Linked DNA regions of Homo sapiens: regions 1 and 3 are each linked to region 2. The links are chromatin contacts, found by Hi-C in ENCODE. All regions are on one chromosome and are shown on one strand. The core of a region is the stretch at or near the end of the contact, and the rest is flanking DNA. Distances in the headings are between cores, read along the strand shown.

Evidence for each region. Hi-C counts contacts between places; a loop is a spot of excess contacts on that map. Pooled maps may share reads with other maps.
Region 1: a loop to region 2 is called in a map of mammary epithelial cell, with 12 times the contacts of the local background. The contact joins the enhancer-like site here to the promoter of LINC01697 in region 2. A Hi-C loop is called at or near these places in 6 of 168 maps with a recorded cell type or tissue (Caco-2, IMR-90, chondrocyte and 3 more) and 13 of 50 pooled maps.
Region 3: a loop to region 2 is called in a map of left cardiac atrium, with 4 times the contacts of the local background. The contact joins the promoter of LINC00113 here to the promoter of LINC01697 in region 2. A Hi-C loop is called at or near these places in 1 of 168 maps with a recorded cell type or tissue (left cardiac atrium) and 2 of 50 pooled maps.

Annotation. Positions count from the first base shown.
Region 1 is chr21:27,568,113-27,571,874 of GRCh38, reverse strand. No RefSeq gene overlaps it. Among named protein-coding and RNA genes, the nearest start is that of LINC01673, 69 kb to the left of the region's middle. Within about 2 kb of position 1,539, at least 12 of the 41 ENCODE cell types and tissues checked have a DNase peak (open chromatin) inside an H3K27ac peak, as active enhancers do; they include IMR-90, heart right ventricle and mammary epithelial cell, where a contact is called at or near this core.
Region 2 is chr21:28,046,178-28,049,854 of GRCh38, reverse strand. LINC01697 (long intergenic non-protein coding RNA 1697) reads right to left here and starts at 1,441. Exons shown (of 5, transcript NR_126010.1): 1 at 1,318-1,441.
Region 3 is chr21:27,721,089-27,724,692 of GRCh38, reverse strand. LINC00113 (long intergenic non-protein coding RNA 113) reads right to left here and starts at 2,314. Exons shown (of 4, transcript NR_024357.2): 1 at 2,280-2,314.

The sequences.
Region 1 (3,762 bases), core at 290-2,789, 480 kb after region 2:
TTGTTGATGTTTATATCCAGGAGACAATTTGACTCCCTGATGAAATATTCTAGATATGCAAAGACTTTTTCATGTAGAGTTAAGGAAGTTAATATACCCAAGTAAAAGAAACTGATGTCATTCAATAGTACCAGAAAGCCCATCATTTAATTGATAAGGGCTCATTGTATTTGTAATGCAACATCCAAAAACACGACTTAGCATCAAGATTTTTGCCATTCGTGCCTATTCCGTGTGTATGTTCTCACTCCTCACTTCATTCTCTTAGACCGCTGACATTTTCTGCTGCTGATTTTGGGGTCTCTCTAATACTTTGGTCTGCCTTAACAATGTATTAGGTTGGTGTGAAAGTAATTAACGATTGTTGCCATTAAAAGTAATGGTAAAAAATACAATTACTTTTGCACCAACCTAATACAACAAACTGATTTAAAAACAAACAGAAATGTATTTTCTCACAGTTCTAGGGGTTAGAAGTCCAAAATCAAAATATAGCCAGGGCCACACTCTTTCCAAAGGAAGGAGAGAATACTTCCTTTCTTCTTGTACCTCTGGGGGCCCCTAACCTTCCTTGGCTCGTGGGAGCATAACTTCAATTTCTGTCTTTATCTTCAGGTGACCTTCACCTCTATGTCTCTGTGTTTTTTCCTCTTCTTATAAAGGCATCAGTCTTTGTAGTTAGAACCCATACTAAGTTCAGAATTATGATTTCATCTGAAGATCTTAATTACTTGCATCTGAAAAGATCATTTTCCCAAATAGAATCACATTCTGAGGTTCTTGTGGACTTCAATTCTTGGGAGTCACTAATTCATGACACATTATTAGTAATTTTCTTCTCAGATATTTAGAATTAATTTAACAGAATCCTAAGGCTTGTGTAGCTCTACACTTTTGTGGAAAGCCAACATCCATCTTTGGCAAGAAACTATAAGAGGGTACCATTTCCAATTTTCTACTTACCAGAAAAAATAAAACAAGTACTAATATTTACTCCATCCCACACCACTGTAGTGATATTAAGCTATGTCTCTGGCCAGTGTTTTGGATTCCACATCCCAAGAATTCTTGTTATATGATGGAATGTGCCAGTTGGCAGGCCTGCAGAATTACAGCTTCTGGTGCAACAGCTGTGTCTTGATGTGTGTCCTCAGTTGAAAGAGAGGCCCCAGAGCAGAAATTCTTCGCTACTTCCAAGATAGACTAAAAGAAGGAATCAACACAGTTGGACATGAATGTCTGTTCCTGCTGACATCACTGAAATAAACATGTTATTTGGCAGGGCAACAGTGTATGTGAGCTGGGGTAGAAGGGGTAATGAGTCAAAGAGCCCCTAACCAACAGAGCCTAAAGGAAAGCTTGTGTGCTAATACTTTAGGAATGGGTGCAGTACCAGGTCATTAAGGTTGAGGGGAAGAAAATCACATACAAGTTGGCATGCTACTGAGCTGGCCCCAGGAAGCTCGACTGACTAATGAGTGATGCAGGGTGCCTGTGCAGAGGCCAATGAAAACACCTTCTCCACAGTGATCCTGTGGGGGAGAGAGTGAGTAAATGTGAAGACATAATTTGTTGGCTCCTCAATTTCTCCTGACTCTCAGTGGCCGAATATACCCTAATGGTCTGAAATCCTCAACATTTCTGGACTGTGTTACCTAGTCCCACCTTGAAAGTAAGTGGGGAGGCCAGATTCTTCCTGGGTTTAGGTAGCTTTGCACTGGGCATTGCAGTTATTACAGCTTTCATGACAGCAGGTAAGGAGAATATGCTGCTGTCTGGCCCATGCCAGGAGGGAGGCTGAACTAGCAAGCAGCGTCATGAGGTGAGGCATGGAAAGTGACAGAGAGCTGGGATACTACATTGAGCAAGTGGCAGAGGCCTGGAAGGAACGAGTAGGTTTGAGAAAATACCCTCAGGAAATACCAGAGTTCACTGGTAATAAATAATGGACAAATTTTAGTCAACTTCTCAATCCTTATAAGAATAAGCAGGGCATATCACAAGAACTATTTGAGCCAGAATTACTCTAGTAGGTCTAGTTACCAGCACAGCTCAAATAATTACTTTGAATTAATATTTACACTGTTTTCCAAATCTTGATACCAGGGTACATTACCTAACAAGAAACCAATTCCTTAGGAGAGACCCATCTAATCAGACAGTGGCTTTCTTCATCAGCTTGGGTTGTTATAACACATTACCCTAGACGAGGTGACTTCGACAGCAAACATTTCTCATAGCTCTGGATGATGGCAGTTTGAGATCAGGGTTCCAGTCTCATCTGAGATCAGTTTTGGTGAGGGTACTCCTCCACTCCATAGGTGGCTATCTTCCCACTGTCTTCTCATGTGGGACAGAGAGAGAATGAGAGAGAGTGAGAGAGAGAGAGAAACAGAGAGAGAGAGAGAAACAGAGAGAGAGAGAGAAACAGAGAGAGAGAAACAGAGAGAGAGAGAGAAACAGAGAGAGAGAGGCAGAGAAGAAGAAGCAAGCTGTTTTCTGTCCTTTTTAAAAAAATAAGGGCACTTATCTCATCATAAGGAATCTCCTCTCATGATCAAATTCCTCCCAAAGGCCCATCTCAAATTACTATTACATTGTACATTAGGATTTCGACATATGAATTTTGGGGAGACACATTCAGTCCATAGTAGTGGCCTCCAGCATCCATCCCTGTGTTTCCTTTGCTCTTCAATATCCTCTGGAAACACACCTCCATACTACACAGACTTTACCTATTGTTTTCTTCTCTCTCCTCATCTTATCCTCCTTTCTGATTCTCGACTGTGGTGGACACAAATTCTCACCCTCCAGGCTCAACAATTCTCAATGACCGTCTGGGTTCTACAACTTGTCTTTGGGAATACAGTTTCAAAGGGCCAGTTTGTGACAGGCTAAATACTTTGAAAAGCTTCCCCAGGAAAATAGTTTCATTGGTTACTTTAACAGGCAGAGAGTGTAAGCCAAATTATTTTGTGTTTTTGTTTGATCTGTGTATTGCCAATGCTGACATATTCCAGCTTAATTGATACTTTCTTTTGAGTGGCAATCTGGTGTTAAATTTATTGCATGAAATGGATGCCAGTAAGTTTTTAAGTGCATAAAACATCTGACCCAATTGTAATAGGAGACATTAAATTAAGTAAATATTATCATTATCCTCTGAAGCCACAGGTGAAAATGGTCAAGTTGATAGCAAGTGAGAGGCAGATATGGGATGGAGAGTAAGGTCTGATAATATTTAAGTATCTGTTTCCTGATGTCTCTGAGTTCAGCTTCCATTTTGTCATTTTCATAATTTTGTTATGTGCAATGTGAGCTCAGCTGCCTCAAGTTAGAAATACTATTGGAAAATACACCTGGTATGTAGGCTTGCCATGTACCTTTCTTTTTTTTCTTTTTTGACAGAGTCTTTCTCTGCTGCCCAGGCTGGAGGTCAGCCGCACCATCTCACTGCAACCTCCGCCTCCCGGGTTCAAGCTATGCTCCTGACTCAGCCTCCTGAGTAGCTGGGATTACAGGCGCCTGCCACCATGCCCAGCTAATTTTTTGTATTTTTAGTAGAGACGAGGTTTCGTCATGTTGGCCAGGCTGGTCTCGAACTCTGGAGCTCAGGCAATCTGCCTGCCTCAGCCTCCCAAAGTGCTAGGATTACAGGTGTGAGCCACCACACCTGGCCCCATGTTCCTTTCTTAGGCAACATTAAATAACAGAGGATGTCAGAGAGATCTTGCCATCCTTAATCCTCAGTTGCACCTATGA
Region 2 (3,677 bases), core at 192-2,691:
CTATTGATGTTTTATCTATAAAGGTAGACTATGAAATTTACTTTTTGCATATTTCAACTTTCTTAGTTTTCAAGATTTTTCAAATCATGTACATATTTGATGATTTTTATGATTCATTGAGGTAACTATTTGATAATATTGTTCAAAATGACCACATTAATTATGTTTTTAGTAATGATTTACTCCCCAAAAGGTATATGTTTCCACCTTAAATTCCTGTAAATAAAATTCTTGTGATAGCTTCTTAAAAAGTAAGAGAAAAGAAAGAGAAAACTGATTCGTTTCTACTTGGAGCTTGATTTCAAATATGTAAACCCCAACTACGTAATTCTGTACACAGGAATCTCATTATTTATTTTCATAGTTGCTGCTTTATTTAAAATTTTGTCTCTAAAGTTTATATTTGGCAAGACAAATAAAAATAAGCTGGTTTATAATTTTTCTTATTCTAAGATGTGCATGTGTATATGTGTAAATATGTTTTAATTTCTAATGGCCTGTCCAGATGAAGGTATCACTCCTGGAGACATGGCAACCCATATGAGAATGTTTATATACACTGGGGTGGAGAAGAACAGCCATGCCCAAATCCTAATTTAAATCACCTTCACCTTTGAAATGTTAAAACTGTATGTGTCTTTTTCAGTTTCTCTCTGCTCCTCCTTTTCTCCTATGCTCTTGCTCAGAAAACATTTAATTTCAACTCAGGTGTATTTATTAGAAAGAATCCTTCCATTTTAATTTTTTTGAAAGTCATTGGAAGCAGATCCTGTGTCCTTATAAAATTCCACAATAAAACATTTACTTTTGTAAGCTATGTGTATCTAGATGGTGATATTATTGTTAGGAAATAAAAGGAGAGCATTTGGTAACTATGGCAACATGATATGTTTCAAAAGAAATATGGACTCTTTTTCCTTGAAGAAATTAGATATTTTCCTTGACTGGTACTTAGGGATCCAAGTCTAGAAGAGAAATAGGATTTTTTAAGGCTCACTATTTTAGTCTTTTTTTTTTTTGGAAATTGTTCACCTAGCCACATCTGACAAAATAAAAGATTAAATTTGAGGCTGCAGAAACAAAATTGCAGTTGTAATTTGCCAGCACCTAGTCCATGTTAGGGTAAACAAACACAGTCAATTCCCATTTATCTAAAGTTTAAGCAATAATAATTTTCAAAAATGGAATTTCTTGCCGTATTATTTTTTCTCCAAAACGCACAAAATGAGAATGTGTTAGTCTAGTCTCATGCTGCTGATAAAGACATACTGAAGACTGGGCAATATAAAAAGGAAAGAGGTATAATGGAGAACTCACAGTTCCACATGGCTGGGGAAGCCTCACAATCGTGGCAGAAGACAAGGAGGTGCAAGTCACATCTTACGTGGATGGCAGCAGGCAAAAAGAGAGCTTGTGCAGAGAAACTTACATTTTTAAAACTATCAAATCTCATGAGACTCATTCACTGTCATGAGAACAGCGTAGGAAAGATCCACCCCCATAATTCAATCACCTCCCACCCGGTTCCTCCCAGGACATGTGGGAATTGTGGGAGTTACAATTTAAGATGAGATTTGGGTGGGGACACAGCCAAACCATATCAGAGAATATTCTTTATATAGAGATATATTGAAAAATGTTACTTCTGGTTTCAGTCATTACACAATAATAGAGTCCGACTTCTAAGTCAATAGTTTTAAACGAACAATTTATTTTCACCACAAAGATTCCAAAACACTATGTGACTGTGAATTATCATCCTAATCAGATTAATTTTTTGATATAATTTTAGGGTTAGTTTGGATTATTAGTGTGTGAGTTCTGTGAAAATTATGACAGTAAAATATGCCTGTAGCCATCAGCCTATAACAGGAGATCTCATTGTGAGCTCAAGGAAGAAGGAAACACACTGAAATTTCTATATTGGTGCAGGATGATGGTAATTGCAAGAAAGGGCTTAAATAAAACAGTAGTATAAAACTCAATCTGATACAAAAAAGTCAGCGGCAAGACAAAAATAGTTTATAAATATAAAATAAGGAATCAAATCTAAGCTTGTGCGTGAATAAGATTAAAAAATTATCAAATTCATGTTCAGTATGGTAGGAGTGACCTAGACAAAAGATGAGGAAGAAAGAGTGACTATCTAAGTAATTTTATGGGATTATTATGACTTTTAAAAATATTTGATCTTTTGAACATCTCACAGGATAAAATATTGAATTAATTAGAATATTTAGTTGACTGAAACACCCATTTTCTTACTTATTTTAAAAAACTGAATTTTAATGTATATAAGTATAGATTAATGAATGTATACATAAACACAGAGAAAGAGAGAGAGAGAAAAAAACATTCTCTGCATATTGCTTCTTCTTGCAAGAATGTTAAGAACAAACATTTTTCTTTATGTCTCTCTCCAATTAAGTTAAAGATGGTGGAGCTGCATACTAGTTGCTATTATAATAGCTTTTTCATAACATTTTGTTCACAGTTGGGAAAAACAAATGAGCAAATAAACATTGAGATGTAAAAGCAGTGTACCACTACCTTTAACGTACCAGTCTTTATTAGGTAAGAGAGTGTTTTGATGTGTATATTATCTTCTGCTTTATAAGGTAGCTTACTTTCACCTGCTTAGGTGGGAACAGATAGATGATAGATAGATAGATAGATAGATAGATAGATAGATAGATAAATAGCCAGATAGATTAGGTAGATATATAGACATATAGGTAGATGGATAGATAGTGTCTTAGTCCGTTTTGTGCTAATGTAGCATGCCTTAGACTGGGTAATTTATAAAGAACAGAGACTTATTTCTTACAGTTCTCGAGACTGGGAAATCCAAGGTTGAGGAACCTACATGTAACAAGGACCTTCCTTCTGTGTTATCCCATGGTGGAAGGCAGAAGAGCAAGACAGCATGTATGCATGTGACAGAGAAATAGGAATAGTGCTGAACTAATCCTTTTATCAAGAACTCACTTCCTAGGTAGCTAACCTACTCTCAAGATAATGGCATTAATCAATTCATTCAGCAGAGCACTTGTAACCTAAGTTACCTCTTAACAAAAACATTTTTGTCAACTAAAGTACAGGGTTCATGAGACAAATAAAATTCATTTATATCGTATATAAAGTAACTTAGGTTAGCACATTTTCTTCCTCTACCAACTTCAGTGAGGTTGTGTCACACATGTGAAATACAGTTAGATTTTTTTTTTGCTTAGATGGTGTCAGGGATCTCCAGACATACTATATGTTTCTTTTTAAATTTGCGTACATTAAGGTTTACTATTTCTTCTGTAAAGTTCTGTTGGTTTTGACAAATACCTAATGCCATGTATCCACCATTACAGTATCATACAGCATATAATCATAGCTTTATTGACAGAAGAATCATTTGTGCATCAATTATTCTTCCATCCTCCTTTACTCCCCACAAACATTTGGCAACCCCTGATAGGTTTCTTTCTTGTGGAATGTCACATAATCAGAATCACTAGTCTGTATCCTTTTCAAATTGGCTTATTTCACTTAGAAATTTGCATTTAAGATTCTTTCATTTTTTTCATGATTTGATTGCTCTTATCTTTTTATCATTGAATATTATCTCACCATATGGATGTATCACAGACTATCTGTTCTCCTCTTGGGGAACGTCTTGATTGCTT
Region 3 (3,604 bases), core at 1,065-3,564, 330 kb after region 2:
CCCAGGACAGAATCCCAACCCTGGTGACCTTGAACTGAAAGGGCTCTCTGCTTCAGCCAGCTCCCAGTTCAGACATTGTCATCAAGAGAACAAGGACAACTATGGAGGCAGCAAGTAAAATTATAATTTTCCCTTTTGGGTTCAAGAGCTGACTACTCTGTGCTAATCTTCTCTAGCAACTCTCCTCCAAATCATGTCAGGTAATGAGGCACATGGCACCTCCTGCCTCCAAAGAAAATATTCACACCTCTTTGGGGCAAAAATGTATTTACCAAGACAGGTACCTGCTTAATATTTACCCAACTTCTGAATTCATCTTTCTCTATAATAGCTCTATTTCTATTGCTTATTTTAGAGGGTTAAGGTGTTGTTTAAAGTTAGATTAGATAAAGTTAAAAGTTTAAGTAAGTTGTGGAATGTTTGTGAAAAATTAATCATGTAAAAGAAATTGTGTGAGTGAACATATTAGCTAAAATTAAAAGGGTATTATTCAGCTTATCTGTAAATTAAACATTGGAATAAAAACACAACACAATTTTCTTAGAGTATTGTTCTGCTCTTTAACAGAAAATTGTAAAGGCTTATAAAATGTTCATGAGAATCTTACCTTATGATCAGGCTGATTAAAATTGAACAGATTTGCCTATTAAGGTTTTATTGAGTTGGGTTTGACATCAATAGCACACTAATGCAAAGGTAACATTTGGATTTCATTGGCCTATATTTTTATAAATGTGTTATTGGTATGTGTGTTCCAAAATTATGCAAAATTCCTATGACTCTGATATAAGTTAATATATGCTATCAGGAATAATTATAATTATTATGTTAAATTATTGTGTACCACCAAGTTAACAAATTTCCTTGTCAATTGTATCTTTGACTGTGCCTGCCCTAAGATGTTTTGTCATCCACGAACATTAGTTGTCTTGTTTTGATTATTTTTAGAAGGAGGTTTTATAAACAGCTGTAATACTCTAACAGGTGTTCTAAAACACAGGTTTTTGATCACTTCAAAGATTGTGTCATTAGAGATATGGAGAGCTAAAATGTTCATGAATATCAAGCAGAACATGGACTAAACTAGTAGAAGACTAAAATAATTCTTTTATGAGTTTTTGCTTAAAATGTTGTTAATCCTTCGTTTTTAAAAGACAAGAAAATTTTCTTTTGCATTATTTACAGCTTTTAAAGAATTGAGTAAATAAATTATACTACTATCAACATAATTTGAAGCATAATGTTTTTTCTTCCTACCTGATTTCTCCTGAATTTGAAAACTATTTGTGAATATTCTTAACTCATGGCAATACAGTTATTTGCATAAATGCAATATGAATCTATTTTCTTTTGCAACAGGACACAATTAGAGACACTGGTTATTTTATCAAGGCTTTGACTGAAATAATGTGCATTTCTTTAAGGAACCAAATTTGACTTATAGAGACAATAAAACCCCTTGGGAAAACTGGCCTCACACCTTGTCTACACAGTCCCTGTACAGGGTTCCTGACATAAGTAAAAAATGTCACTTTCTGGAAAATGATTATTCTTGCTGTGATTCATGCAAATAATCTGGCCAAGTGTAATAAGACTAGAACTTATTTTGCAAGCACATCAGTCCTATCAGGATTTATTTTTCATAAAAATAAGATCTGGAGAGAGAAAAATTATGTTTGAAGAACTATGGTACACCTGTGATTAAGTTCTAGCCTCATCAGTTGTTTTTGAGTTTTTGTCTGCAATTTAGACTCACCCTACTTACTCCAGTGAACCAACTAGTAGTGATCTCTGGCTGCAGCTCAGAAGAAACAAAAGGGATGGGTAATGAAAAAATCTGCTTCAGTATTGCAATTCTTGGCACATATTGGAATTGGCTAGCACCCCCACACGCCCAATTCTTAGCAGTTATGACTATAGCCACCAGCTACCTGGGTGTGTCAGCTGTCATCACCCCCTTACTTCATTTTAACATTCTGCTAAATCTAATAACCTGATTTGTCTTCTCTTGCCTTCAGGCCATCAAGCTCTAGATGATCATTATTGAGGGATACCATCCTCTCAATATTTAAGAGTCACCCTCCTGCAGGAGACCCCTAGACTGCCCATCAGTGAGACATGACAGAAGTAAAATCCTGCCTGTGTCTCCTTTGGACCTGGCTGGATACTGCTTTCACCAGCTCACAAAGCAAACCCTTCCCTGGCAACTAGCCAAAGGCCAAGACCCACAGAACCACCATTGCCCCTCTGTGAGAAGGAAGCAGTTACAGAAGACTGACCTTCATCCATTTTTCTCCAAAGAATTGAGGTCTTGGACTCTTGAAAGGGAAGTTGTTACAGTAGGTAGCTAGTCACACACAAGAAGGGTAGGAGAGCACTCCCACTCTAGGAATGTCAGGCATCCATCAGGTGATGGTCAGGTGGTTAGTAAACCATCTCTCTAAATAACAAATGGTCACAGCCAGTGCCAGGGAAAGGCAGTCTCCCAAGAAACAGAAACACCTGAAACTGGTGATAAGCAGCTTTCTAATAAGATCTCAGGAGTTGAGTGAGTGGGCTTGGGCATGTGCACTAAGAGGTAAAATGGAAGAGTTTAACTGGTATATTACCACCAAGGGACATTTGGCTGGTAAGGGGAGAACACCTCAATTGAGCATGTGTACAGGTCCAGTAAACACACTGTGCATGCTCCCCTCCCAAGTGCTGGCAGTTCACTGCACATGTGACAGCCCACCCCAAGGGAAGAATCAGGAGAGAAGGGATGCGAGATCCTGGAAGTATGCTAATGTATAAAATCCCAAGTCCAAAGGTCAAACCGTGCACTTTATCTCTCATGTCACCCACTTGTTCCTCTTCCAAGTGTACTTTACTTCCTTCCATTCCTGTTCCAAAGACTTCTGATAAACTTTCACTCTTGCTCTAAAATTTGCTCTGGTTTCTCCTTCTGCCTCTTTGGTCAATTTGTTTTTCCTGAAGAGGAAAAAACTAAGGTTGCTGCAGACCCATATGAATTCAGTAACATTATTGGTGCCATACATTTTAAATCTACTTATAAATTTTATAATTCAACCTTATATTTTTTGCATTAAATTGTCAATTTTCTTTTAAAGAAATTAAAAGAAAGCTCTTATTTTTAGTGGTCTTTATTTCTTCCTGTGAATCTCTGTCACTGTCTATAGTCATTTCACTTTATTCTGAAGTATTTATTTTAGCATTTCTTATAGTACAGAACTTGAGAAATATATCTTCTCAGCTTTCGTTTACCTAAAATATATATTTATTTAACCAAATAAGTTATTTTTGACTTGATGCAGCATGCTGATTTAAAATTTTTGTTTTTATTTTAAGGAATTTAAAGATAAGATTCCTTTTCTTCTTATTTTCATTTTTTTAATGTGACATTAGCAATTATTTATGTATTTGTTCCTTTGTAAATTTTGTGTATTCTCTCATTTACTGTTTCCAATACTTTTATTTTTGTCTTTTTTTCCCCCTAAGAGGGAAAAGATGTACAAATGAGATCTCATCCTTGCCATTCTCCTTTTCAAGGGCCAAACTCCATCCAGGATTTGCTCATTTGTGTCTAGTCTCCAATGTCTTCAAA